Linked DNA regions of Homo sapiens: region 1 is linked to region 2. Evidence: chromatin loops called from intact Hi-C (ENCODE). Cell type or tissue: mammary epithelial cell. All regions are shown on one strand. Each heading gives the region's core, and the rest is flanking DNA. Links, peaks and the distances in the headings are about the cores only. Region 1 overlaps RUVBL2 (RuvB like AAA ATPase 2). Region 2 holds the start of CGB7 (chorionic gonadotropin subunit beta 7).

Evidence for each region. Hi-C counts contacts between places; a loop is a spot of excess contacts. Peaks named below come from ENCODE experiments on the same cell type or tissue, not always from the same donor. Only the 100,000 strongest peaks of a DNase experiment are listed, where the experiment ranks them.
Region 1: it touches region 2 in a loop (4-fold over the local background); 7 of 110 quality-filtered maps call a loop at or near these places.

Annotation. Positions count from the first base shown.
Region 1 is chr19:48,995,823-49,005,398 of GRCh38, reverse strand. RUVBL2 (RuvB like AAA ATPase 2) reads right to left here. Exons shown (of 15, transcript NM_006666.3): 2 at 6,026-6,080; 3 at 2,065-2,120; 4 at 981-1,122. Among named protein-coding and RNA genes, the nearest start is that of RUVBL2, 6.7 kb to the right of the region's middle. RefSeq lists enhancers at 572-1,071, 5,333-5,627. In mammary epithelial cell, for the core only: CTCF peaks have their summits at 5,470 (motif pointing left) and 7,218 (motif pointing left); a DNase peak (open chromatin) is centred at 5,455.
Region 2 is chr19:49,050,744-49,060,319 of GRCh38, reverse strand. It overlaps CGB7 (chorionic gonadotropin subunit beta 7), which reads left to right and starts at 2,571. Exons shown (of 5, transcript NM_001385261.1): 1 at 2,571-2,858; 2 at 3,072-3,199; 3 at 3,725-4,959; 4 at 5,312-5,479; 5 at 5,715-6,046. The coding sequence starts at 4,945. The coding sequence ends at 6,029. It also overlaps the pseudogene LOC100287489, the pseudogene LOC124904739 and a transcript of NTF4 not described here. RefSeq lists enhancers at 3,291-4,143, 4,144-4,997, 5,672-6,222. In mammary epithelial cell, for the core only: a CTCF peak has its summit at 4,093; DNase peaks (open chromatin) are centred at 2,509 and 4,069; H3K4me3 peaks cover 2,293 bases; H3K27ac peaks cover 1,545 bases.

The DNA of each region.
Region 1 (9,576 bases), core at 495-8,494, 55 kb after region 2:
CTTGGAAGGGATCGTGTCCATGACCACCTCCTCCAGACCAGGAGCTCTTTGAAGTCAGGCCTTGGTCTAACTCATCTATGGGTCCCCAGTGTCCAGTCCGAGCACCCCAACAGGCACTGCTTTATCTTCACTGAAGACCTGGCTGTTACTCTGATTCTCCCTGCCTGGCCCCAGCCTCAGCACAGAGGTGGGAGTGAGTGGGAAGAGCAGTGGGTTAGGAAAAGCTTCAATGGGGCAGAGATGCTGAAGTAGGGTTTTGAAGGATAAATAGGAGTTCAACAAGGAAGAAGAGGAACAGCTGGGAGTGAAAAGATCATAAACCACTAGCGGACTGCAACAAAGACTGCTGGGTGACTCCTCAATACCCACCTTCCCCTTCTTCCTTAGTTCTAGAACCCTCATTTTCTTTCCTGTTTTTTTTTTTTTAATTTTTTATTTTTACAACAACCTTTTGCCCAACAGAAGAATCCTCATTTTCTTAAGGCAAAAATGGTCCAAATTATGAAATTTTAAAAAACATTTAATGTGCCAGCCTCCCCTGAAGCAGAGTGTGATCATATGATTACATTCTAGTCAATGAGATAATGAGATATAAGCAGAAGCATGGAGGATTTCCAATGACTGTTTAAAGGAAGCCAACTCGAGGGGGTTCATCCTCATGGCAACTCCTTTCTTCCTGCTGCCTGGGTTATGAGTGGGAAGGCTGGAGCTCTGGCAGCCCTCTTGGAACATGGCGTCCTCTTGACTGGAACCAAGTGCAGAGGATGGTGAGGCAGGAAGATGGAAGACTTCCTGGAACTGCTTAATAAGCCCCAAATGGCCTACCTCTAGATTCTTCCATGGGCAAGAATGAATCCTGAGTGTTTAAGCCACTGCCATTTTGGGTCATCTGTTAAAGGCGGCTCATCCTGACCCTGACTTACACAGGAGGAGTTATTTAGCAGGAAACAGGAGAGTTCCTGCCCTGGGAGGTTTCTTACCCATGGCGATGGCCGTCTTCCCCGTGCCCGGCTGGCCAGCAATAAGGACTGCCCGACCGGCAATCTTCCCTTCCCGGATCATCTCCAGCACCACGCCAGCCGCCCGCCGTGCCGCCAGCTGACCCACCATGCCTTGCGAAGCCTGTGGGTGGGAGGCGCACATGAGGTGATTTCCTGTGGGGCTACCATGGCATTTCTACCACATCAGGAAGCTAGTGAGATGGAAGCAGACATTACTAGCTGGGACTTCTAGGAAAAGCCAAAAAAGCTTTCCCTGCTTTTTTTTTTTTTTTTTTTTTTTTTGAGACAAGATCTCGCTCTGTCACCCAGGCTGAAGTACAGTGGTACAATCATGGCTCACTGTAGCCTTGACCTCTAGGGATCAAGAGATCCTTCCACCTCAGCCTCTTGAGTAGCTGGGACCACAAATGTGCACCACCATGTCCAGCTAATTTTTAAAATTTTTTGTAGAAAGGAGGTGTCACTATGTTACCCAGGCTGGCCTCAAGCTCTTAGGCTCAAGCAATCTTCCCATCTCAGCCTCCCAAAGTATTGGGATTACAAGTGTGAGCCATTGCACCCAGTCTAACTTTTTTTTAAGGTGGCAAAGCAATTGCTACCCACTCCCAATTCTTTTTTTTTTTTTCCGAGATGTCACCCAGGCTGGAGGGCAGTGGCACAATCTCGGCTCATTGCAACCTCCACCTCCCAGGTTCAAGCAATTCTCCTGCCTTAGGCTCTTGAGTAGCTGGAATTACAGGCATGCACCACCATGCCCGGCTAATTTTTGTATTTTTAGTAGAGACAGGGTTTCACCATGTTGGTCAGGCTGGTCTTGACTCTGACTTCAGGTGATCCACCCACCTTGGCCTCCCAAAGTGCTGAGATTACAGGCATGAGCCACCACACCTAGCCTAATCAATTCTTTAGTACCAAGAAAACCCACATGTGGTTGAAGTTTATGGGTATGTAGCCAAAGGTCCAGAAGACCGTAACATAGTCCCCACACTCCCCAGGACCCTGGGTACCCACTACCCAAGACCTTCATGGAGAGGCCCTCACACCCCAGCCTCCTCTGCTCTACCTGCCGAGGCTCCAAGGCATCGTCCAGCCCCAGTCCCCGGATGTGGGAGTGGGCACCTACATGAAGGGAAAGAACAAAGACTCAGTTACTAGCCAGCTTGCTGCACATGTGGCCTGACCCCTCTGAGCCCTGGTTTCCTTCTTTGTCAAAGGGGTGGGTGGGAGTAGGGAGCAGGGGTTGGGGGAATGAAGGGGCACATGGAAAGGATATCCCAAATTGGCACCTCCCTAGGAAGATGGCTGAATGTGGTAAATGCTCAATGAACTGGAGCTGCTCTGAGGATGCATCCTAGTTAAACAAAAGTCACTGAGGCCTGATTAAGCACATAATTGTACTAAGATCTAACCACAAGGGCTAATGATCACAATTACTTCATGTTTATGGTTTACACAGCACCCACATGTTCTCAGTTTATTCCATATGATCCTGCAAAAAAAGAGCCCTGGCTGGGGCCGGGCGCAGTGGCTCCTGCCTATAATCCCAGCACTTTGGGAGGCCGAGGCGGGCGGATCACTGGAGGTCAGGAGTTCGAGACCAGCCTGGCCAACATGGTGAAACCCTGTCTCTACTAAAAATACAAAAATTAGCTGGGCATGGTGGCAGATGACTGTAATCCCAGCTTCTCAGGAGGCTGAGGCAGGAGAATTGCTTGAACCTGGGAGGCGGAGGTTGCAGTGAGCCAAGATTGTGCCACTGCATTCTAGCCTGGATGACAGAGCAAGACCTGTCTCAGTAAAACAAAATAAAATGAAACAAGAGCCCTGGCTGCTATCACCCTGAAAGCACTTCTGAGTATCAAAATGGCAACAGTCCCAGAACCTATTGATATGAATGGGGAGGGAGCTCAGAGAGGTTAGGTCCCATGCCCCAGCCACACAGCCAGCGAGAGGGGAAGATGGGATTCCCATGCTTTACATTAGATGAGGGTTGAGCAAACCTCAGCCTGGAGGCCAGCCACCTGTTTTTGCAAATAAAATTTTATTGGAGCTGGGTACGGTGGCTCACGCTTATAATCCCAGCACTTCGGGAGGCAGAGGCAAGCAGATCACCTGAGGTCAGGAGTTCGAGACTAGCCTGGCCAACATGGTGAAACCCCGTCTCTACTAAAAAATACAAAAATTAGCCTGGCGTGGTGGCATGCACCTGTAGTCTCAGATACTCGGGAGGCTGAGGCATGAGAGTCACTTAAACCAGGGAGGTGGAGGTTGCAGTGAACTGAGATCGCCCCACTGCACTCCAGCCTGGGCAACACAGTGAGACTCCATCTCAAAAAAAAAACAACAAAAAACCAACCAAAAAATCTTTGTATTGGAACACTGCCATTTATATACTGTCTGTGGCTGCCTTCGCACTGCAAGAGGAGAGTTGAGTAGTTTCAACAGAGGAAGGATTTACCATCTGACCCTTTAAGAAAGATTTGCTAGGGTCCAGGCGTGGTGGCTCACGCCTGTAATCCCAGCATTTTGGGAGGCCGAGGCAGGCGGATCACGAGGTCAGGAGATAGACACCATCCTGGCTAACACAGTGAAACCACGTCTCTACTAAAAATATAAAAAATTAGACGGCCGTGGTGTCAGGCGCCTGTAGTCCCAGCTACTCGGAAGGCTGACAGGAGAATGGTGTGAACCCGGGAGGTGGAGCTTGCAGTGAGCCAAGATTGCGCCACTGCACTCCAGCCTGGGGGACAGAATGAGACTCCGTCTCAAAAAAAAAAATAAAATAAAATAAGGAAAGATTTGCTGACCCCAGTGCTTGACTGTGAGCACCCCAAGGGAGGCTCCTGGGTGCAGCTAGTCTCTACTGGGTCCTCAGCTCACAAGCGGTGCTTGGCTCTTCATCCTTTTTTTTTTTTTTTAATTTTTTATTGTTTTTTGGCCAGGCGCGGTGGCTCATGCCTGTAATTCCAGCACTTTGGGAGGCCGAGGCGGGCGGATCACGAGGTCAGGAGATCGAGACCATCCTGGCTAACACGGGGAAACTCCATCTCTACTAAAAACGCAAAAAAATTAGCCGGGCATGGTGGCGGGCGCCTGTAGTCCCAGCTACTCGGGAGGCTGAGGCAGGAGAATGGCGTGAACCCGGGAGGCAGAGCTTGCAGTGAGCCGAGATTGCGCCACTGCACTCCAGCCTGGGCGACAGAGCGAGACTCCGTCTCCAAAAAAAAAAAAAAATGTTTTTATTTTTATTTTTTGAGAGAGCGTCTCACTCTGTCACCCAGGCTGGAGTGCATGGTGCAGTCACATCTCACCACATCCTGAACCTCCTTGGTTCAAGCAGTTCTCCCAAGTAGCTGGGACTCAGGCATGGACCACCACTGCCGGCTAATTTTTTTATTTTTTTTTTAGAGACAGGATCACACTATGTGACTCAGGCTGGTCTTGAACTCCTGATTCAAGCAATCCTCCTGACTCCACCTCTCAAAGTGCTAGGATTACAGGCGTGACCCATCATGCCCGGCCATACTTGGCACTTTTTGTTTGTTTTTGAGATGGAGTCACTCTGTCACCCAAGCTGGAGTGCAGTGGCACGATATTGGCTCACTGCAACCTCTGCCTCCCAGGTTCAAGCCATCCTCCCTAGTAGCTGGGACTATAGGCATGCACCACCATGCCTGGCTAATTTTTGTATTTTTAGTAGAGACAGGGTTTCACCATGTTGGCCAAGCTGGTCTCAAACTCCTGACTTCAGGTGATCCACCCGCCTCGGCCTCCCAAAGTGCTGGGATTACAGGCGTGAGCTACAGCACCCAGTCTCGGCACTTTTATTTATTTATTTATTGAGAGACAGAGTTTCACTCTTGTCACCCAGGCTGGAGTGCAATGGCATGATCTTGGCTCACTGCAACCTCCACCTCCTCGTTCAAGCAATTTTCCTGCCTCAGCCTCCCGAGTAGCTGGGATTACAGGCACGCGCCACCACGCCCAGCAAATTTTTGTATTTTTAGTAGAGACGAGGTTTCACCATGTTGGCCAGGCTGGTCTCAAATTCCTGACCTCAGGTGATCCGCCCACCTTGGCCTTCCAAAGTGCTGGAATTACAGGCATGAGCCACTGCACCCAGTGCCCCAGCACTTTTAATAGATGAAACAGTGTTGGCACACAGACCCAAAATGCTTTATATGAACTACCTTACTGAATCTTACATTAACTGATGAGGTAAACTATCTTAGCTTCGTCTTGCAGATAAGGAAACTGAGGCACAGAGAGGAACTAGTCCCTGGCCACATGGTGGGAAAGTGGCAGAGCTAAGCTCCAGGAATCCAGCACTGGGCTTCTAAAACCCATCTTCACAGCCAGAAGCCCTTACTGCCTTTCTCGGATGCCCTGAATCAGTGAGCCTGCTGCATGAATGAATGCGGTCACTTCCCTGCCGGTAAAGCTCTTTGTGAGAGCGCACCCTGCTGGCCTCACTGCGTCTCAACTTCCTGCTCTGTGTGAGCCGGGGCCAGTGATTTAGCTGTCCTGAAAATCAGTTCCCTCAGCTAACAGTTACAATATGCACCTCATGCGGCTACTGCGAGGGCTCCACAGGACGCAAACTCGTGCATTCAATGGTTATCTCTTGATCATCTGCTCTGTTAGGTCCTGTGCTAGGGACACAGCTAGGAATGACACGACCTCGTCCCTGCCCTCAGGGAACTCACCCCACAGTGTGTACTGGGTATACGAGGCCAAACCCAGTAAAGCACCCAGTAAATATCTATGACTTCCAGGCAAACATACCCGGGAACCCCACCAGGATAGCCAGGATAGCAGCCTGGTCCCCAGTGCATCATCTGACCCAACTCTGGAACTGAGGATCCTCCTCCCCCATTAGATAGGGCGAGTGGGGGAATGGTAGTGGGGGCACAGTTGGTGTGCAGGCCACCTCCCTCTCCATCTTAGGGGTCCTCAATAGGTTTGCTCTGTCAGGGCACATGGCAGGCAGGGCTTAGGTCCTATTCCTGACCCAACTCACTCACCGATTCGCTCAATCCTTGTTACATCACGGATCTCCGGGACTTTGGTTGTGGCTGTCTGGGGGTGCAAGAAGATGTGTCAGAGGACTAGTGTGGTCCCAGCTTTCACCAACCCCTCCTCTGTCCCTCCCATGAGATGGTCCTTTCCACTCCTTCCCCTCACAGGCAGGCGATGGGACAGGCACCAGTCACCCCCACCCCTCTTGCCTGTCACTGCCTAATGGCTGGTTGGTTGAGCCCCAGGAAGACAAGGACTGTCTGTCTCATCGACAGCTTGGTCCTCAGGGTCCAGCACATATTTGGTTATTTGGTGAATGAATGAAATCCTCCCTGTTTCTTTTTTTTTTTTTGAGATGAAGTCTCGCTCTGTCACCCAGGCTGGAGTGCAGTGGCCCAATCTCGGCTCACTGCAACCTCCGCCTCCTGGGTTCAAGAAATTCTCTGCCTCAGCCTCCTGACTAGCTGGGATTACAGGCGCGCATCAACACACCCGGCTAATTTTTGTATTTTTAGTAGAGATGGGGTTTTGCCATGTTGGCCAGGCTGGTCTCAAACTCCTGGCCTCAAGTGATACACCAGCCTTGGCCTCCCAGAGTGCTGGGATTATGGGCGTGAGCCACTGTGCCCGGCTAAGTCCTCCCCATTTCTTTTTTTTTTTTCTTATTTTTTGAGACGGAGTCTGCTCTGTCGCCCAGGTTGGAGTGCAGTGGCCCGATCTCAGCTCATTGCAACCTCCGCCTCCTGGGTTTAACCGATTCTCCCGCCTCAGCCTCCTGAGTAGCTGGGACTACAGGCGCACACCACCACACTTGGCTAATTTTTTTTGTATTTTTAATAGAGATGGGGTTTCGCCCATCTCTACTGGGGTTGGCCAGGCTGGTCTCGAACTCCTGACCTCAAGTGATCTGCCCACCAAGGCCTCCCAAAGTGCTGGGATTACAGGTGTGAACCACCGTGCCCAGACAAGTCCTCCCCATTTCTAATAACTGTGAGCTCCATAAGGACAGACACCAATGAGGAGCAGGCATGGAGCTGGACATGCTCTGGCCCCTGCTAATTTCCCAGCATCCCTTGTACCAGGCGGCCCCAGTTCTCAACCACCAGGCCTTGCACATGCTGGCCCCTGAGTCCAGACTGCTCTCCCTGCCCTCTCACTGAATTAGATCAAGTGCTGCCCCCTAGGGGAGGCCCTTTCTGTCCAACAGCCCTGCCAGGCTAGTTCTAGGACCTCTAGACATTCAGACAGATGAAAGGCCTCCCTGGGAGCCCGATCTCCCTGTGTGATCTCACATTCCCGAGGGAGATGGATGGATCAATATTCTCTGCTCCAGTGGACATGAGTCCCATGAAGGGCACGGCCTGTTCTCTCTTGTTCACCTCGGGACTCAATGTCTGTGGTTTGCTAAGTGATACTCTAAAGTGCTGAGCTCATTCAACAAGAATATACCGAGGCTTCCCATGTTGACAGTTCTCCACAGAGAGGAGCCAGCTACCACCCCTTCTCACATGGGGGAGGGAGGTGAGTAAACACCACCCGGGACAATTCAGGACCCCCCCAGAGGTCCACACAAAACATGGACACGAGTGTTCACGGCAGCACTATTCACAACAGCCAAAAGATAGAAACAACCCACATGTCCATCAGCTGATGAATGGCAAAATAAAACAGGGTCTATTTGTGCAAAGGAATATTATTCAGTCATAAAAAGGAATGGAGTTCTTTTTTCTTTTCTTTTTTTTTTTTTTTTGAGACATAGTCTCACTCTGTCACCTAGGCTGGAGTGCAATGGCGCAATCTTGGCTCACTACAACCTCTGCTTCCTGGGTTCAAGTGATTCTTCTGCCTCAGCCTCCCGAGTAGCTGGGATTACAGGTGTCCGCCACCACACCTGGCTAATATTTTTTTGTATTTTTTAGTAGAGATGGGGTTTCACCATGTTGGCCAGGCTGGTCTTGAACTCCTGACCTCAGGTGATCCACCTGCCTTGGCACCCCAAAGCGTTGGGGTTATAGGCGTGAGCCACCGCGCCCGGCCAGGAATGGAGTTCTGATACATGCTACAACGTGGATGAACTTTGAAAACATTATACTGACTGAAAGAAGCCACACACGAAAGACACATATGGTATGATTCCATCTATATGAAGTAGCCACAATAGGCAAATCCATATACAGAGAAAGATTAGTGGCTGCCTAGAACTGAAGATGGGAGGTATGGAAGGATTAGCGGTGACAGGTAAGAGGCATGGGGTTTCTTTTTGGGGTGACGACAATGTTCTAAAATTGACTGTGGAAATGGCTGCACAAGTCTGTGAATATACTAGAAAACACTGAGCTGTATACTTTAAATGGGTGAATTATGTAGTACGTGAATTCTATCTCAATAAAGCTATTAAGAAAAAAAAAAAACAACAGGCTGGGCGTAGTGGCTCCCACCTGTAATACCAGCACTTTGGGAGGCTGAAGCAGGCAAATCACTTGAGGTCAGGGGTTCGAGACCAGCCTGGCCAACATGGTGAAACCCTGTCTCTACTAAAAATACAAAAATTAGGTCAGGCACGGTGGCTCACGCCCGTAATCCCAGCACTTTGGGAGGTCAAGGCAGGTGGATCACTTGAGGTCAGGAGTTCGAGACTAGCCTGGCCAACATGGTGAAACCCAGTCTACACTAAAAATACAAAAAATTAGCCAGGCGTGGTGGCAGGTGCCTGTAATCCCAGGTACTTGGGAGGCTGAGGCAGGAGAATTGCTTGAACCCAGGAGGCGGAGGTTGTAGCGAGCAGAGATCGCGCCACTGCACTCCAGCCTGGGCATCAGAGCAAGACTCTATCACTAACACACACACACACACACACACACACACACACACACACAGATACAAAAATTAGCTGGGCGTGGTGACGCGCACCTGTAGTCCCAGCTACTCAGGAGGCTGAGGCAGGAGGATCATTTGAACATGGGAGAGAGGCAGAGGCTGCAGGGAGCCAAGATCACACCACTGCACTCCAGCCTGGGAGACAGAGTGAGACTCTGTCTTGAAAAAAAGAAAAAACAAAAAAACAATCCTGGATGGTGGATCTTTGCATGTCTGTTACATTATTTTCTGACACTTTGGAATAGTTCATAATTTCTAATAAGGAAAAGGAAGCCTAAGAAGCTAGCATGCTAACCGAGGCCACCCATCCCCAGGTCTCCTTCCTTCCCACAGGTTTGTGTTTTTTTTTTTGAGATAAGATCTCATTTTGTCCCCCAGGCTGGACTGCTGTGGCCTCCACCTCCCAGGCTCAAGCAATCCTCCCACCTTAGTCTCCCAAGTAGTTGGGACTACAGGTGTGTCCCACCACACTTGGCTAATTTTCTTCTCTTTTCTTTTCTTTTTTTTTTTTTTTTGAGACACAGCCTTACTCTGTCACCCAGGCTGGAGTGCAGTGGCGCGATCTCGGCTCACTGCAACCTTCGCCTCCCGGGTTCAAGCAATTCTCCTGCCTCAGCCTCCAGAGTAGTTGGGACTACAGGCATGTGCCACCACGCCCGGCTAATTTTTTTTGTATTTT
Region 2 (9,576 bases), core at 859-8,858:
GAGTGGGGCATGAGTTTCTGACTAACTCATCGGCCCCCTGGCTAGGATCAGGGGGTCACTGTCCATTGAGAGCTGTTGAGTAGGGCCAGCAAAATCCAACAGAAAGGCCCCAGAAGCCTGAATGGGGGAGGAGGGGTAAGTGGGATCCTGGGCATGGCTGCAGAAAGTAGCCTCAGTTTTCCTTGTCTGCAGAATGGGCTGGTAGGATGAGATAATGGGGGTTGAGCAGTCAGAGGCCTTGACCAAAAGCTTTTTTTTTTTTTTTTTTTTTTTTTTTTTTTTTGAGATGGAGTCTCGCTCTGTCACCCAGGCTGGAGTGCAGTGGTGTGATCTGAGCTCACTGCAGCCTTCACCTCCCGGGTTGAAGTGATTCTTCTGCCTTAGTTGGGATTACAGGTGTGCGCCACCACGCCCGGCTACTTTTTGTATTTTTTGGTAGAGACAGGGTTTCGCCATGTTGGCCGGGCTGGTCTCAAACTCCTGACCTCAAGTGATCCGCATGCCTCGGCCTCCCAAAGTGCTGGGATTACGGGCATGAGCCACTGCGCCCGGTGATCAAAAGCTGTTTATAGTGAAGAAGTGACAAGGGAAGCCAGGGACAGACCACAGGCCTTCACAATAGCCCTTCACATGTTACCCATCGCCCCACCAACTCTCTCTCTCTCTCTCAGGTCCAGCTTTGAGCAAAGGACATAGGCAACTTCTCCCCGCATCTATACAGACCAGGCCCCTGGGCAGGGTGGGGCGTGGCTGCCTCAGTTTCTACGTCTCCTTGTTTTCCATCTGTGACTTTGGTCGTTTTTGCCACCTTCATCTCTGTCTCTAACTTCCAGTGTCTGTCGCCTCTGGGTAGTACTAATAGCTCCCTTTCCATCGTGGTCTCTTTCTTCCTCCCTGTCTCTCCCCTTTCTTGTTGTATTTATTCCTCACTCATCAAAGCCCATCTTTTTCGCTATGGTCCGGTGCACTTCTCTCTAGATCCCTTTCTCTTTCCCCACCCAGCCTACCCAGGTGGAAGTTTTCAACCAAATCAAAGGCAGGCAGGACAGCTGACACCAGCGCTGACTCCTTCAGCACGTGCGGGAAGGGTTGGGGAGCCCCGGGGACATCTGGAAATCGTTACCCCGAGGTGGGCAGGCCTGGCAGAGGGAGGAAGCAGCCAGGAGGTTCTGGACCCTGGAGCAAAGGGGGGTGTTTCTCATGGATGTCCTGAGGTGCTGGGGGCAGTGCAGGGGTCTCTGTCTGTATCTCTGACACCCCCAGGTCTCTGTCCTTCTTTCTGTGTCTCTGTCTCCCCCACCCCCTGGGTCTCTGAAATCCTGAACTTCTCCATCCCCTTCTGTCCGCCTCTTTCTGACTCTCCATCCCCCACTCCGTGTTTCTCTGTGCCCCTCTTGGAGTCCCTGTCTCTCTGTCTCTGGGTCTCTTAATCACTCCATCCATCCATGTGCCTGCAGGCCTTTCATTGGCTGGATTGGGGTGGGCGGGTTCTGTCACCTGGGGCAACAGCAACAAACCAGCTCCTGCTTGGCTACAGGGAGGGGGTGGAACCATGGCCAGTGGCACCCTGGCTGTGCGCTGTGGCCCCCCGTGGTCTTTCATCTCTGCAACCGAGATGCCTGAATCCTGGCCCAACTGGCATCTCACCAGCAGCTACGTTACCCATGGCATTATCCCACCCGTACCCTTCCCCCCGCCCACGGTGCAGGTGGGCAGACCCTAGGCTGAAGCCCTGCGGGGCCTGGGGACCCAGAAAGATGGGGGCTGAGAAAAGGGGATTGGGAGCTTGGACTCCTCTCTGAAGGAGGAGGGTCCTGGAGTCCTGGGTCTGAGAGAGGAGGCGCCAGGGAATTTGGATGCCAGGGACTGCAGAGGAAAGGGCTGGGGGCCGACTGGAAGAGGTCAGAGTTTGGGGTGGGGGGTGATAGGGACTCCTGAGTCTTTCTAGCTGATGTGCGGCGCCTTCTCTCCAGTCCACGGTCGCGGACCCTCTACCTCCGACTGCAAAGCAGGATTCTCGCATCTGGGCTTTCGACGAGGTCCTCAGCAGATGGGAGACAACCTCTGGCTCGGCCTACGTGCCCAAGACCCATGGCGGGCCCTGCGCCCAGCCCAGAGCCCCAGAGCCTGCAGACCCCACGCGGACTGTGGGGATCAAGGATTCAGGAGAAAAGGTAAGATTTGGGGAGCGCCGGAGTCTGCGGGGGACTGCATTTGAGTCCCCTGCTCCTTCACATGAGTCTCTGGGTTGCCTTTCCGCAGCTCAGACACCGCAGCTGAACCCTCCTACTGACCACAAAGTACCAGAGCAGCGAGACGAGGGCGCAGTACACTTGCTCTCCCGGCCCGGACGCGCGCGCCCCCAAATACGTCGGGCCCCAGCCCCTCACAACTCTCGGACCACCACCGCGGGGGGCCTTCCCAGGTGTCTGGGTGGAAGCCGGCGCTGGCGAGACCAGCGGAGCTCCGGGAGCCTGGGGCGGGGCCAGAAGGAAATCACAGCTTTGGGGCGTGGCTAAAGGATCTGGGGCGGGATCGGGAGGTTAGAGGAGCGGGAGGAAGGGCTGGGCATCCACGCCAGGCCAGAAGGACCAGGGGCTGGAAACTCGCCTTCAGGGCTCCTAAGCTGCTGCGGAGCTAGACGGCGGGCTGTGGGTGGGGAGGAGACTAGAATATTCTGAGACGTGGTAGGGTGGGAGTTAGGAGAGGTAACCTGGAGTTGTTGCCCAAGATGCAGCTCAGCTCCAGTGGCCACACCAAGAAGGCTTGAGACCGGGGGCAGAACCAGGGGGATTTTGTGGTGGCTGGGGGCCTGCATTTGAGTTCCTTGACCAGCAGGAGGGCTTGGATTTAGGGAGGTGAGGCTGGGAAGGGTTCGGGTATGAGAAAGGAAGCTGAAGTTCCCTGGCGTGGGTGGCAGGAAGGGCTCTGACCCTGGGGCGGGGTGTGAGGGCCGTGGCCGTCATGGCTGTCGAGGCCGAAGGAGAGGGATTCTGAACTCGGGACCCAGGACTTGGGATGGGGTATGAAATCTATGTCTTGGGTATGCCTCCTCCCCCAATCTTGCTCAGGCTCTAATCGCCTGCACGAAGAACCCCGCGCTGTCTGGCCCACCCTTCACAGTATCCGACCGGGGCGTCCTGAACCGCCGCCAGCTCTATCTGACCACCTCGGCGCGGGACTTTCGGTTCTATCCCAAGTAAGCCGGGCTCTCGCTCGGCACCGCCTCCTGCACAGCCCCCGCCATGGCCGGTGCACGCCGAGCCCCTGGGCTGGCTCCCATTCCCTGACCGGTGGTCTCAGTCTCGACTCCTATAGCAGCAACAACCACAGTTCAGACCCCAGCCCCTCCCTCTTTTAGCACCCAGGAGTCCTTAGTGTCACCTCCAGGAACCGCGGTAGGGACAGGAAGCCTGCACAGCGGCTCGAGGGGATTCTGGATCTGAGGGCAGGGCCTCCTTCGGTACTTGAGCCCCCACATGCTCCTTCGCAAGGAAGCGAAAGCCCCCGTTTCCTTCCCTAGGATGCGAAAGCTCAGCTTCCAGGACGTTAAGTACCTCGAGGACCCAGGAACGCAGGCAACGCGTGCCCGGTCGCGTCCTTCCTAAGGGGTGCTCGCCTGGAAATGCAGGAGTTTGAATGTGCAGACTCCTTAGATCCCGAGGTCTGAAACTCGTCCCCAAGGATCCAGCTGTATCCTCACCATCCCGCCCTGCTCCCACAGGACGGAGCCGTCCGGATACCCCCGCAAGGACTACCTGACCTACTGGAGCTTAGAAGAGACGCCCCAACTCTGGAGTCACGACCCGCAGCGGCAGCCCTGTCTCTGCTCTTCCAGGCCGCCTCGAGCGCCGCACGGCGGGCCATGTCTCCGGCTCAGGAAACCTACAGCTCCTCGCCGCACCCGCTCCGCCGGCTCGACCGCTTCCGCCCGCTGGAGGCGACTTGGGGTGGCCCCCACTGGAAGCCCCTGCCGGGCATACACAGCGTCCCGAAAGCCTACAGCACCGAGAACTCCCGCTCAGGCCGCTGTAAGCCGGGGCTAGTGGGAGCCTGCCGGGCCAGCCCCACCCCAGACACGCCCCCTGGCGTGGGGGCGGAGCAGAGCTCTGGGCAGCCGCTCACTACGCGGTGTCGGACCTAGGTGGGCTCGCACTCATTAAGTCTATCCGCAGTGTGGGGACAGGACTAGCCCAGACACGCCCACTCAGCTGCGGCTGGATCGCGGGGAAGGGACTAAGTCCAGACAATGTCCTCCGAGGCTGCGGCCCCGCGGGCAGGACACACCTCCTGCGGGCCTATTCAATAATCAGTTAAATCACCTGAAGCACACGCATTTCCGGGGACCGCTCCGGGCATCCTGGCTTGAGGGTAGGGTGGGCGGAGGTTCCTAAGGGAGAGGTGGGGCTCGGGCTGAATCCCTCGTTGGGGGGCATCTGGGTCAAGTGGCTTCCCTGGCAGCACAGTCACGGGGAGACCCTCTCTCACTGGGCAGAAGCTAAGTCCGAAGCCGCGCCCCTCCTGTTAGGTTGGACTGTGGTGCAGGAATGGCTCAAGTAGAGGAGGGTTGAGGCTTCAGTCCAGCACCTTTCTCGGGTCACGGCCTCCTCCTGGTTCCCAAGACCCCACCATAGGCAGAGGCAGGCCTTCCTACACCCTACTCTCTGTGCCTCCAGCCTCGACTAGTCCCTAGCACTCGACGACTGAGTCTCAGAGGTCACTTCACCGTGGTCTCCGCCTCATCCTTGGCGCTAGACCACTGAGGGGAGAGGACTGGGGTGCTCCGCTGAGCCACTCCTGTGCCTCCCTGGCCTTGTCTACTTCTCGCCCCCCGAAGGGTTAGTGTCCAGCTCACTCCAGCATCCTACAACCTCCTGGTGGCCTTGACGCCCCCACAAACCCGAGGTATAAAGCCAGGTACACCAGGCAGGGGACGCACCAAGGATGGAGATGTTCCAGGTAAGACTGCAGGGCCCCTGGGCACCTTCCACCTCCTTCCAGGCCATCACTGGCATGAGAAGGGGCAGACCAGTGTGAGCTGTGGAAGGACGCCTCTTTCTGGAGGAGCGTGACCCCCAATAAGCTTCACGTGGGGCAGTTCCTGAGGGTGGGGATCTGAAATGTTGGGGCATCTCAGGTCCCTCGGGCTGTGGGGTGGGCTCTGAAAGGCAGGTGTCCGGGTGGTGGGTCCTGAATAGGAGATGCCGGGAAGGGTCTCTGGGTCTTTGTGGGTGGTGTACCCTGGGGGATGGGAAGGCCAGGGCTCAGGGCTGTGGTCTCAGGCCCGGGTGAAGCAGTGTCCTTGTCCCAGGGGCTGCTGCTGTTGCTGCTGCTGAGCATGGGCGGGACATGGGCATCCAGGGAGATGCTTCGGCCACGGTGCCGCCCCATCAATGCCACCCTGGCTGTGGAGAAGGAGGGCTGCCCCGTGTGCATCACCGTCAACACCACCATCTGTGCCGGCTACTGCCCCACCATGGTGAGCTGCCCGGGGCCCGGGCAGGTGCTGCCACCTCAGGGCCAGACCCACAGAGGCAGCGGGGGAGGAAGGGTGGTCTGCCTCTCTGGTCAGGGGCTGCGGAATGGGGTGTGGGAGGGCAGGAACAGAGGGCTTCCTGGACCCCTGAGTCTGAGACCTGTGGGGGCAGCTGGGGAGCTCAGCTGAGGCGCTGGCCCCAGGCACATGCTCATTCTCCCACTCACACGGCTTCCAGACCCGCGTGCTGCAGGGGGTCCTGCCGGCCCTGCCTCAGGTGGTGTGCAACTACCGCGATGTGCGCTTCGAGTCCATCCGGCTCCCTGGCTGCCCGCGCGGCGTGAACCCCGTGGTCTCCTACGCCGTGGCTCTCAGCTGTCAATGTGCACTCTGCCGCCGCAGCACCACTGACTGCGGGGGTCCCAAGGACCACCCCTTGACCTGTGATGACCCCCGCTTCCAGGCCTCCTCTTCCTCAAAGGCCCCTCCCCCCAGCCTTCCAAGTCCATCCCGACTCCCGGGGCCCTCAGACACCCCGATCCTCCCACAATAAAGGCTTCTCAATCCGCACTCTGGCGGTGTCTTTCTGTGGGCTCAGGGCAACCACACACACACAGGGTGGGTCCAGCTTCCAAACCATTTTATACAAAGTCACAGTATCAGAACTCTGGTAGAAAACAGGGTGGACGGCGGGGCGCGGTGGCTCACGCCTGTAATCCCACCACTTTGGGAGGCCGAGGCAGGCTGATCATGAGGTCAGGAGATCGAGACCATCCTGGCTAACACGGTGAAACCCCATCTCTACTAAAAATACGAAAACTTATCCCGGCTTGGTGGTGGGCGCTTGCAGTCCAAGCTACTTGGGAGGCTGTGGCAGGAGAATGGAGTGAACCTGGGAGGGGGAGCTTGCAGTGAGCCGAGATCACACCACTGCACTCCAGCCTGCATGACGGAGCGAGACTCCATCTCAAAAAAAAAAAAAAAGAAAGAAAGAAAGAAGGAAAGAAAGAAAAAGAAAAGAGAGTGAAGATGGGGGACGACATCCAGCTCAGGAGGTGTCCATGGTCTGGCCTTCTGTGGGGAGAAGGAAGGCCACATGATTGGTGTGGCCCAGGGGGCAGGGCCTCAGCCTCCTAAGCCGAGCTCCGTCTTCCTCCCTCTGACGTTGGCACTGGCAGTGCAGGTGTGGGGGGGGAGCGGCTTGGGGACTTGAATGGGATGAAGGGGCCGAGGGGGATGTCATCTCTTCCATTCTCCTTCATCCACTGCCTCTCCCTTCCCCTCCTCCCCCCTCCCCTCCGTCCATCTGCCTCCCATCCCAGCCAGGAGCCATCACCTAAGTAGAAAAGGGGCCTCTGGAAAGGGGGCGGGGCCTTGACTCTTGGGTACCCTGCACTTGAAGAGGAACTCTGGGAGGGGGTTGTTCAGGGATTTGGCCCCTTCCCCATCTGGCTGTATAACCTTCCTGTGCTTTTCTTCCCCTAGCCGGTTACCCCTCCCTCTCCTGAGATGTCAGGAAAGAGGGGGCCACCTGCGTCCTCCACAGTGGTCCCCGAAGCCTGGGGTTCCCAGCCCCAGAGCTCCGAGGTGGAAGAGTTGCTACAGCTCTGGTGACCACTGGTTGTTTCCCAGTCTTCTCCACGCCAACCTTTCCCAGAACCACAGGCTTCCAGAATGTTGTAGGGAAACTGCAAAATCCGCGCCTCCACCAGCCTCTCCCAGCGCCAGGTCAATTTCACACACAGGGAAACTGAAGCCTGCCTCAGAGGGGCAGCGTTTTACCTCCTTAGTGGCAGTTTTGAGGTGAATCAGGGTCTCCCTAGGATTCCAGGTTGTGGACTTTCTCTAAATTGTGGAATGTGGCCAGGCATGGTGGCTTGAGTCTGTAGTCCCAGCTACTCAGGAGCCACAGCAGGAGGATGGCTTGAGCCCAGGAGTTCAAGTGCAGTGGGGAAACATAGGGAGACCTCGTCTTAAAGCAATTTGTTTGGGGCCAGGCGTGGTGTCTCAGGCCTATAATCCCAGCACTCTGGGAGGCCAGGGCAGGAGTATCACTGGAGGTTGGGAGTTTGAGAACAGTCTGGCCAATGTCGTGAAACCGCATCTCTACTAAAAATACAAAAATTAGCTGGGCACGGTGGCAGGTGCTTTTAATTCCAGTTACTCAGAAGGCTGAGGCAGGAGAATCGCTTGAAACCAGGAGACAGGCGTTACAGTGAGCCGGGATTGTGCCACTGTACTCCAGCCTGGCCAGACAGAGTGAGACTCTGTTTCAAAAAAAAAAAAAAAAACAACAAAACAAAACAAACAAAAAAAAATTGGGCCGGGCGCAGTGGCTCATGCCTGTTATCCCAGCACTTTGGGAGGCCGAGGTGGGCAGATCACAAGGTCAGCAGATCAAGACCATCCTGGCTAACACGGGGAAACCCCGTCTCTACTAAAAAATACAATAAATTAGCCAGACGTGGTGGCAGGCCCCTGCAGTCCCAGCTACTCGGGAGGCTAAGGCAGGAGAATGGCTTGAACCCGGGAGGCAGAGCTTGCAGTGAGCCGAGATCGAGCCACTGCAGTCCAGTCTGGGTGAGAGAGTGAGACTCCATCTCAAAAAAAAAAAAAAAAAATTGGTTGGAACATCCTCCAAGATGCAAGACTCTCGGTTCCTCAGAGTTCTACGGGAAGGATGGCAGAATGCAGTTGCCCAGAGGTGAAGTCCCATCTCTGTCATTTGCTGCCTATGTGACCAGGCAAAAAGCATTAATTTCTCTGAGCCTGTATTTTACCCTCTGTTGCTATTGAGTAATTGTAGTTGGCTATTTTCTATTTTTATTTTTATTTCATCTTTTTTTTTTTTTTTTTTTTTGAGACGGAGTCTCGCCCTGTCACCCAGTCTGGAGTGCAGTGGCGCGCTCTTGGCTCACTGCACCTATGCTTCCCGGGTTCAAGCAATTCACCTGCCTCAGACTCCCGAGTAGCTGGGACTACAGGTGTGCACCACCACACCCAGCTAATTTTTGTAATTTTTTTAGTAGACACAGCGTTTCGCCACGTTGGCCAGGCTAGTCCCAAAGTCCTGACCTCAGGTGACGCACCCGCCTCGGCGTCCCATAGTGCTGGGATTGCAGGCAAGAGCCACTGTCCCCGGCCGAACAATTTTTATCTTTATTTTATGATTATTATTATTATTTTTTTAAGATGGAGCTTTGTTTTTGTTGCCCAAGCTGAAGTGCAATGGCGCGATCTTGGCTCACTTCAAACTCCGCCTCCTGGGATTAAGCGATTCTCCTGCCTCAGCCTCCCAAGTGGCTGGGATTATAAGCATGCAGCACCACGCCGGAGGATATTTTGTATTTTTAGTAGAGGTGCGGTTTCTCTATGTTGGTCAGGCTGGTCTGGAACTCCTCACCTCAGCTGATCCACCCACTGCAGCCTCCGACAATGCTGGGATTACAAGTGTGAGCCACCATGCCCGGCCTTATTTATTTATTTTTTTTGAGAGAGAGTCTCACTGTGTTGTCCAGGCCGAAGTGCAGTGACACGATCTTGGCTCACTGCAATCTCAGCCCTCCCGGGTTCAAGCGATTCTCCTGCCTCAGCCTCCCGAGTAGCTGAGATCACAGGCGTGCAGCACCAGGCCTGGCTAATTTTGGTATTATCAGTAGAGATGTTGTTTCACAGTGTTGGCCAGGCTGCTCTCGAACTCCTGACCTCAAGTCATCCACCCGCCTCAGCCTCCCAAAGTGCTGGGACTACAGGTGTGAGCCATAGTGCCTGACCTGTAGTTGTTGAATATTTATTATTAATCTACAAGTTGGGTGTGATGCAAGTCCTTTATATGGAGTCCCCCAAACTTCTAGAGCAAGGGCTTCCCCATAATCCTGGCAGGCAGGCCTCCCCTGGGGTTTCCAACTTCTGACCCCACTGAAGTGTTTATCCTCTTCTCTAATCCCAGCCTCCTTTTCCCTGTCTCCGTGTGCTGAGAGGTGCTCTGAGAGATGCTCCCGCTCCCCCAGGCTCCCTCTGCATCCCCCTCATTTTCTTCCTCCCCAGTGTGTCAATGGGGTCCTAACCCCACCCTCGGCACTGTCACCTTTTCCTGATCC